Regions from separate parts of the Mus musculus genome. Here all the other regions are linked to region 1. The links are chromatin contacts, found by Hi-C or POLR2A ChIA-PET in ENCODE. All regions are on one chromosome and are shown on one strand. Each heading gives the region's core, a stretch centred on a gene start or an enhancer-like site at or near the end of the contact. The rest is flanking DNA. Distances are from core to core; before and after follow the strand shown.

Region 1 (3,194 bases), core at 377-2,876:
TAGAAAAAATTCTAAGTGCATTATTTACTATACACTTTCTATCATGTATTATTTAATCTTGACCTAGGAGAGAGCATAGAACTCTATTTTACATGATACCATTAGTAAGTTCAACCCACTTAATCTTAAAATAACAGTATCGGGTCAGGGATTTAAAAATACAGCATTATAGGAAAACAGTTGGTGAGAACGCACCCTCTTCTGTCATTAATAACTGACTGGAAATGGTATTTCTGATCCTAAATCCAGCTGAAACCCAGAAACAATAAATGGAGAGATGGAGTGGATAATTTGTGAGTACATGTTTTTTCAAAGCAGAGGGGAAAAATCACTATGTTTGTGCTGAATTACATGCTGCCGTGGACGTGGTAGTATGCAGCAATGATGCTATCATCCATACAGCTGTACAGCACAGCATCTTCAAAGCACCCACCACCAACATCATCACCATGAAGCCTGAAAATAATAGGTTTGTTTATAGTTTGGTAAGAAAATTAGAATAATTTAAAGTCATTTCAGTTCTAGCTTGGGGGAGGGAGTAAGAAGAGACACAGGAGGTGGTGGGGAAGAACAAACAAAATATAGACAAAATACGGATTATATGGTAGGATAATATAATATAATGACATGCATTATACAGAAACTAAGCAGGGGTTTTTGGGTGATGGAAAACTTACAAGTGAAATCTACCACTTCAATCTCGGATTGAATTCTTGTTGCATCGCTTGCTTTTGACCTTGAGCAAAGTCACTGTTTTGAAGGCTTGTTTCCTCATCTGTAAAACAGAATCCTAACGGTAATAACCTTTGCCTTAAAAGGCTGTGAGGATTAGAGACGAACACGTGTAAACTGCAAAGCCCTATATAAATAAGACATTGTGTAGATACGAGGCACAGCTAGATTTTCATAGAGCAGAGTTAAGGGGAAAGATTCTAAAGGCTTTGGAGACTTTGAAAGGGGCTCTAACACCAATGCCACAGCTAGAAAGTCTTGACTTTTAAGCAAGCGAATTACTGTTTAATTTCTCACGTTCATCTTTTTGAGAAAGGAGGATACATAGAATCAAACGAAAGAACCTAGACAAAGGAAACTACCCTTTTTGGGTGCTCGTGCCTGGACCTTTACTTTTTCAACACATATCATTAGTAAAAGGTGTTTACTGCGTGCCATCGGATCAAGAGATATACTACGGCAAGGCAAGCAGATAAGGAAACTGAAGTCAGTACACTCCTGGTGGAACCAACAGAGATGTCTCAGTGCTTATCATGAAACTAGGGTCTTCACCCCACAAAGACCATTCGAAGTTGGAGTGCAGGAGTCCAGCGTCCTTACCACTCCACAGACTCGACGGGAGGGACCTTGGAATTCTTAATTAGAACCGGTTGCCATGGCGACAGTCTCTAGGCAGCGTGGGCTGAGCTCTCGGTAGGGATTGCGGGTGGGCCGCCGCTGGACCCTGTGCGCGCGCCCGCCACCAACTTTCCCTCCAGACCGGAGCGGGGTGGCGCGCTCCGCCCCCGCCCCCGGGCCGCGCACGTCCGAGCTCGGTGGCGCGCACGCCTGCGGGAGCCCTCTCCAGGCAACCCAGTGCTGATCGCCGGTGCCCGTGCGGCCGTTCCCCCTCCGTAGCGGGAGGCGAGGCTCCGAAGCAGCCCCCTCCTCCTCCTGGGCTCACCTCCCACCCCCTTCCCGGTGGACCTCGGGGCATGAGCAACGATGGCGGGCTGCATCCCTGAGGAGAAAACTTACCGGCGCTTCCTGGAGCTGTTCCTGGGCGAGTTCCGCGGACCGTGCGGTGGCGGCGAGCCAGAGCCCGAACCCGAATCCGAGCCCGAGCCCGAGCCCGAAGCCGAGCTAGTCGCGGCTGAGGCGGCCGAGGCTTCGGGGGAGGAACCGGGGGAGGACGCTGCGACGGTAGAGGCGACCGAGGAGGGGGAGCAGGACCAAGACCCCGAGCCCGAAGACGAGGCGGTGGAGGAGGAGACGGCGACGGAGGGCGAGGAGGAGGAAGAGGAGGAAGCGGCTGCCCCGGGGCACTCGGCCGTGCCGCCACCGCCGCAGCCCCAGCTGCCACCGCTGCCCCCGCTCCCACGGCCGCTGTCGGAGCGCATCACCCGAGAGGAGGTGGAGGGCGAGAGCCTGGACCTGTGCCTGCAGCAGCTCTACAAATAGTTAAGTAGCGGGGCTCGGCCGCGGGTGGGCCGCCATCCCCGGGGTGCCGGCCTGGGTTCCCGTCCCCGCTACCCATGTCCCCGCGGGGCACCCGGGCGGGGTCCCCCCCGCCTGCCCCCGGCCCCTCTTCGCTGGCCCTCTCGGCCAGCTTCTCGGCCACTTCGCACACCTTCCTCCAGAACCTTCCTGCCAAGGTCTTCCCTCCCGTCTTGGGCTCCCCATTCTTCCCTGCGCCTTTCTTCCCGGGGTTTCCTCCCACCTTCGTCTGTCTGTCCTTTCCCGGGCTGCGTTCCTTGTTGGGCGGTGGGGACGCGCGACTCCTTTACAGGCAGTAAGAGGTGCCTTTCTACATAACCGCAACAAAGCTAATACCGTCGGTGCCCAGAGGAGCCCAGACCCCTAGATTTTCCGTCAGGCGCTCACTGTTGAAATGAAAAGGCTCTATAGATGGCTTTCTTACGTGAGAGCCTAGTATCATACTTTGCAGACATTTGACAGCATATAATTGAGAGCGGTAGGGAGGAATTGGGAAGGAAGGGTAAGTAAAACCCTACCGAGCAAGCCGTTAGGTGAAAAGACGAGGTCGTAAGTCAGAAAAGTCAGCCTGGTTGGATAAAATTGCAATTAAGTGCAGTATTTTCAGTCCATTAAGTAGATGGGGTGGGAGGTGGGAGAAAAGCAGATGGCTTAGCTACCCAGATGCAAGTCTAAAATAGAAAGGTCAAGGCTTTGCCTTTCATCCGAGTTCTGCTTTTTATGGGCTTGAAATAGAAACGGTTTACAATCGCGTTTCTTTCCAAATGGAATTGTTCTGAAATAATGCCTCTGCAAACACTGGGAAACCCGAGAGTCTTTTGCCATTCAGCTAATAGTTGTAATGAAAGGTGTTACTCTGACCACCCCAAAAGTTTACTATCGCAAGATTCACTGCGGCTAAGTTCAAACCCACTTCCTGGATTTCTCCAAAGCCTGGAGGGGGCTAGAAAAGAAAGCTATTTTGTCTTCATCAGACCTCATAGACA
Region 2 (2,928 bases), core at 102-2,601, 46 kb before region 1:
CCCACAAGTTAAAAAAAGAAAAGAAAAGAACCCGGTGTGGTGTCGCACACCTTTGATCCCAGCACTCAAGAGGCAGAGGCAGGCAGATTTCTGAGTTCGAGGCCAGCCTGATCTACAGAGTGAGTTTCAGGACAGCCAGGGCTACATAGAGAAACCCTGTATCGAAAAACCAAAAAGAAAAGAAAAAAAGAAAGAAGAAGTTGTTGTCAATAAGTAGTGCAAAAGCAGGGAGAGTCGCGTATTCCTATATCCCATAATTTAGAAAGTTTAGATGCTGTCTTCAAAAAAAATGCTAGATTTTTTTTTTTTTTTGAAATGTGAGGTAGGTATGACACACTTTTTTTGGTTTTGTTTTGTAGCTCTGGCTGTCCTGAAACTCACTCTGTAGACCATGCTGTCCTCGAACTCAGAAATCCGCCTGCCTCTGCCTCCCGACTGCTGGGATTAAAGGCGTGCTGCCACCACTGCCCGGCACGACACACTTTTTTTTTATATCATCTTCCGTATTTCTTGGGCCTTTAAAGCCACCTTCCAAACTGCCAATCTCCCCAAAAGTTCTGATGTGGAAGCAGTCACTCCCGCTCCGTCAACATCCCCGGTCAACTCTACTAAAGAGGTCCAGCTCCTCCCTCGGGACACCAGAGGCCCAGGCTAGACCACGAGACGACAAGGACACGATAGCTTACTTTTCCAGCTACTTCTTACTCTAGGCAGGCCTGCCGACATGAATGCTCAGAAACCGCCACACTCTGAGGGAGCTCCGGAGTCCCGGGGTCACCCACCGGAAGCTGTGCGTGCGTGCGTGAGCGGGCGAGTGCGTGGACGCGCGCGTGGGCGCCAACCACTCCCTACCGCAGCCCCCCAAAGTGGGAGGCTGGCCCACAATCCCCCGCGAGGGCGGGAAAAGCAAGGGGTCGCCTGGCAAGGGTCAGGGGACACACAACAGACCTCCTACAAGGGTTTTTTGAATTTTTCACAGCAGGAAACTGCCAACTGGTCAGTTTCTGGTTGCTGCGTCTACTACAACTTCCATCCAGGAGGATGGATTCTTGAGGAACCCGTGAAAGAGGGCAGAGCATGGTGAGGAAATATGCTGTACAGGGTTCACTTGGCCTGGCTACCGTCTCCGCGTCTCCGGCCTCTTTTTTTGTTTTTGTGTTCACTGTCAGGCTATATCCGAAACGTGACTCGGACGAGTGAAACTAGAAGACAACCTTACATGAAACCAGTGTGTGGGATTTCCTCAGCAGCAGCAAGGCCTCGTGAGTCTAGGCCGCGCGAGCCCCGCCCCTTACGCCGCGCGTGTGACGTCACGCCACTGACCCTCCCCCGCGGGAGGGCGGGGTTTGGGTTTCCAGCGCTTTCGCGCCTCTTGCTCTACGTCACTGCGTGCGTAGCCGCCGAGCTCTCAAAAAAAAAAAAAAAAAAAAAAAAAATGCAGCGGGAGTTGGTGGGTTATCCGCTGTCTCCAGCGGTGCGCGGGAAGCTGGTGGCTGCGGGGTTTCAGACGGCGGAGGACGTCCTAGAGGTGAAGCCCTCCGAGCTCAGCAAAGGTAACGACTCCCAGCTGCCAGCTGATGCACCGCGGCCGCTTGGCGCCGCCTCCGTCTTCGTTCCGCCGCCTCCGCCAAGCCGATCTTTTGACACCGCTGAAATTCTCTTGAGCTTGGAACTGTGTGGAGCAACGTTTACTGATTGCTTTCTCCGTGCTCGCTGGATGCTTTGAGGAGTGCCTCACTTAATGGTTTAAGGAAGGCTCCTCTTGGACCAGGGTGTCCAATCTGTAGATGAAAGAACCGACTTCTCATCTTGAGGTTTCATGATAAACTGGGTTGGGAAACAATCACAAGCCATGTAATTCTCCTTGGTCAAAGATCCTGGGGGGCGGGGGGGGGGAATTGAAGTTGAAAAATAAAGGATTAGAGAAGGACTAGAGATATTTCAGTGAGAAAAGCAATAGAACATTCCCTTAGACCAGGAGAAAGCTCTAGAAAGACGTTCGTGATTCACAGGAATACTGCCTCCCCCCCCCCCCCGCCCTGGCCCCCGACTTTTCTCAGAGTTCTTTAGGTTACAGATAAGTGGGAATCACAACCGGGCAGTGGTGGCGCACGCCTTTAATCCCAGCACTTGGGAGGCAGAGGCAGGTGAATTTCTGAGTTCGAGGCTAGCCTGGTCTACAGAGTGAGTTCTAGGACAGCCAGGGCTACACAGAGAAACCCAGTCTCAAAAAACAAAACAAAAAAACCAAAGTGGGGACCACTGCATCCTTAATGTTCACAAATCCAAACTTCGTTGTAGTCACCCACTGTGCCAGTAATACTATGCACATCTCTTTGATGGTGATCAAAGAGGACAGAATGGAATCTGGTTTGATTTTTGTTTAAGTGTTGTGTATTGAACTCATGGCTTTGCCAATGTTAAACACTACCACAGAGCTATACCCCTAGTCTAATTTTACATCCCAGCGATGATGCTAACAGAGTAGTAGCAGAATGGGTAGAGCACTAACTAGCTATGTATGCCCAAGGCCCTGGTTTTGATTCCCCAACTGCTAAATAACTAAATAATTGGATAATTCATTTCTGTGTTAGACTTTTGTTTGTTTCAAGAAAAGGTTTGGGGGCTGGAGAGATGGCTCAGCGGTTAAGAGCACTGACTGCTCTTCCCGAGGTCCTGCGTTCAATTCCCAGCAACCACATAGTGGCTCACAACCATCTGTAATGGTATCCGATGCCCCCTTCTGGTGTGTCTGAAGACAGCTACATGTACTCACGTATATAAAATAAAAATAAATCTTTTTAAAAAAGAGAGAGAGAGAAAAGGAAAGAAAAAGGTTTCTCAGTGTAGTCCTGACTGTCCTGGAACTCGATCTGTAGACCATGCTGGCCTGCCTGATTTCCTAGTGCTGGCATTAAAGGCATGGGC
Region 3 (2,953 bases), core at 434-2,933, 60 kb after region 1:
TCCCCTTCCAGGTTCACCCTCTGACTGTTCCACATCCCATACCTCCTCCTCCCATCTCCATGAGGATGTCCCTAACCCCCAAACACCCACCCCCACCAGACCTCCCCACTCCCGGAGCTTCCAGTCTCCTGAGGGTTAGGTACATCCTCTCTGACTGAGTCCAAGCCTGGCAGTCCTCTGCTGTATTTGTGTGGGGGGCCTCATATCAGCTGGTATATGCTGCCTGGTTGGTGGATCAGTGTCTGAGAGATCTCAAAGGTCCAGGTTAGTTGAGACTGCTGGTCCTCCTACAGGGTTGCGGCCCTCCTCCTCAGCTTCTTCCAGCTTTTTCCTAATTCAACTACAGGGGTCAGCAGCTTCTGTTCACTGGTTGAGTGTAAATATCTGCATCTGATTCTCTCAGCTGCTTGTTGAGTCTTTCAGAGGGCAGTCACGATAGACCCCTTTTTGTGAGCACACCATAGCCTCAGTAATAGCATCAGGCCTTGGGACCTTGGTTTGAGCTGGATCCCAATTTGGCCTGTCACTAGACCTCCTTTTCCTTCAGCTCTTCTCCATCTTTGTCCCTACAGTTCTTTCAGACAGAAACAATTATGGGTCAGAGTTTTTGACTGTGGTATGGCAACCCCATCCCTCACTTGATGCCTTGTCTTTCTGCTAGAGAAGGGTAGAGCCCTCTCCCCAATGTAGGGCATTTTATCTAAGATCCCTCCCTTTGAGTCCTGAAAGTCCTCCCAGGTCTCTGGTATATTCTAGTGGGTTCCCCACCCACCCCCACCTCCTACCTCCCAAGGTTGCCTGTTTCCATTCTGAGGGCCAACAGAAAGAATGGAAGAAAGAATGTGTGTTTGGTTTCTTAAAGCTTCTTAGACTCTGCACAATATTTTAGGTGTCTATTCAGGGAAGACAGCTATTTGTATATAACCTTTTACATAGTATCCTTATTTTTATTAAAACATTTTACCTTTATATGTTACTATACTTTAAAAAAGATTTGTTTTGTTTATGTGGGTGCATGTCTGTCTGTTTGTCTGTCTGTCTGCACACATGCATGTGTAGGTGCTTGTGGAGGCCAGAAAAGGATGTGGGATCCCTTGGAGCTGGAGTTTCAGGGCACAGAAGCTGCCTTATGTGGGTGCAGGGACCTGAACTCTAGTCTGCAGGACTGAGGATCAAGAATCCTAACCATCCAGTGCAGGATTGAGGATCAAGAATCCTAACCGTCCAGCCCTGTCTTTAGCCCCAGCTACACTTTTTGTCCTCGTATGCAGAGATGTCTGGCTCAATTATAGAAAGTAAACCTTTTTCCCCTCTTGTATGAGGAAAGAACAGTTATGTGGTATGGTGAGGAGGTTGGTGTCTTGGGTGTTTCCTTTGTGGGCTTAATGTCCATGGCTCTAGCATGCTTCATCACTCCGGCTGCCCCAGAGAACCAGTTTCCAGCTCCTTAGACTTTGTAGTTCTCTGACACCAAGCAGCAGCCTCAGTGTCCCATTCCTGTCCTGGATTAAGCTCCTTGCTCTAAGGAAAGGCACAAGTCCTTCACCACTTCCCTTTCTTTCTCTTTAAATGCACTGTCTTCTGTGTTTCTCTGTTATTTTAATTTCACGTCTCAGAACATTGCTGAGATAAATGAATGTGCGTGTCTGCTATTTTTAGCTAGCAGTCCTGAAATGTCAACACTCTCCCACTGCTTTTATTCTCCAAGTCAGTGGGCAACTCACCATCTTCTAAGACAGCCCGTCCACATCTTCTTTGAACTATTTCTTGGTGTTGCCTTACCCATCTTTGCCTCTGTAGGACAATGGCTCCCAATTCTTCATCGAAGAACTGCTCTAAGTATGGTGCGTCTGCTGCTTTGCCTGAAACCTTCTGTAGGTTTGAAGACAGCAATCAGAACGTGGCTGCCTTCTCTGAGCATGACCCTGGTCCTCTGTTTTTGTTTTAAGCTCAAGGACAGTGAGAGTATAAAAGGAAAACCTTAGGTCTCATAGACTACACATTTTAGCAACTGCCCCAAGGAAGAAAATGGAGCCATAGGTTAAGGCCACACGGAGGTCAGAGGCATGGTTTGGGGAGGGGCACTCTGGAGAGAGTGGAAAGGAGGGAGGCACCAGGGGTAGCTCTCTGCTTATTCCTCACAGGATACTGTCTCAGAGTTTTCCAGTCTCCTGAGCATTAACCTCTGAACTAACTGTTCACAGATAATGATCCTGGAATTGAAAGCAGGATTCCAGCTAGGCTCCATGCAACACAGAGTATAACGTATCGTCGTCCTTTGAAATATTGTTATATTTGGAAAGGCTCACAAAAATAAACCTGAGTCCTGGATTGTTTTCTCAGACTTTATCTTGTTGAAATTAAAGAAAAAGTTCAGTCTTCCAGAAGTTCTTTGTTTACACAAACTCAGAGTCATACGCTGATCTGTGTGCTCGTATAATATGTGCTAAATATGTGCACAAACTCAGAGTCATATGCTGATCTGTGTGCTCGTATAATATGTGCTAGCTTTATGTAGTTCTTTATTTGTTTGTTTGCTTTTGTGTTAGTCTTGCTCTGGAACTCTGAGGGAACTGGAGCTTGTTACAGAGGTTGAGCTGACCTTGAACTTGTGGTGATCCTAGCCCTTGACTCCTAGGTGATCCATGGTAACATAGGTAACACTCCTAGGTGTTACCACTCCAGGTTTCATAAAGTGATTTTTAAAATTGGAATAATTGGTGTTGTCCCCATTTTAAAAGTGATCTAGGGCATAGGTTGAAAGGTGTTTTCTACATAAATAACAGGATTTTTTGTTTGTTTGTTTGTTTGTTTGTTTCTCGAGACAGGGTTTCTCTGTGTAGCCTTGGCTGTCCTGGAACTCACTTTGTAGACCAGGCTGGCCTCGAACTCAGAAATCCACCTGCCTCTGCCTCTCAAGTGCTGGGATTAAAGGCGTGCACCACCGCTGCCC

The links. A loop is a pair of places that touch in the nucleus more often than their neighbours do. ChIA-PET counts read pairs that join two places held with the same protein, here RNA polymerase II (POLR2A).
Region 2: POLR2A ChIA-PET joins it to region 1 with 16 read pairs in embryonic stem cell. The contact joins the promoter of Rad51c here to the promoter of Ppm1e in region 1. POLR2A ChIA-PET finds 5 or more read pairs at or near these places in 5 of 5 experiments (Patski and embryonic stem cell).
Region 3: a map of heart shows a loop between it and region 1 (2.1-fold over the local background). The contact joins the enhancer-like site here to the promoter of Ppm1e in region 1. A Hi-C loop is called at or near these places in 3 of 37 maps with a recorded cell type or tissue (heart and left cerebral cortex).

Annotation. Positions count from the first base shown.
Region 1 is chr11:87,357,426-87,360,619 of GRCm38, reverse strand. It overlaps Ppm1e (protein phosphatase 1E (PP2C domain containing)), which reads left to right and starts at 1,626. Exons shown (of 7, transcript NM_177167.4): 1 at 1,626-2,171. The coding sequence starts at 1,717. It overlaps Gm33937 (a long non-coding RNA gene), which reads right to left and starts at 3,091. Exons shown (of 5, transcript XR_003949755.1): 1 at 2,727-3,091; 2 at 1,750-2,594; 3 at 678-775; 4 at 352-456.
Region 2 is chr11:87,402,929-87,405,856 of GRCm38, reverse strand. It overlaps Rad51c (RAD51 paralog C), which reads left to right and starts at 1,351. Exons shown (of 9, transcript NM_053269.4): 1 at 1,351-1,553. The coding sequence starts at 1,436. Tex14 (testis expressed gene 14) reads right to left here and starts at 792. Exons shown (of 31, transcript NM_031386.2): 1 at 687-792.
Region 3 is chr11:87,297,986-87,300,938 of GRCm38, reverse strand. The region is part of intron 1 of Ppm1e (protein phosphatase 1E (PP2C domain containing)); the gene reads left to right. Among named protein-coding and RNA genes, the nearest start is that of Gm22883, 19 kb to the left of the region's middle. Within about 2 kb of position 1,683, at least 1 of the 3 ENCODE cell types and tissues checked has a DNase peak (open chromatin) inside an H3K27ac peak, as active enhancers do; it is left cerebral cortex, where a contact is called at or near this core.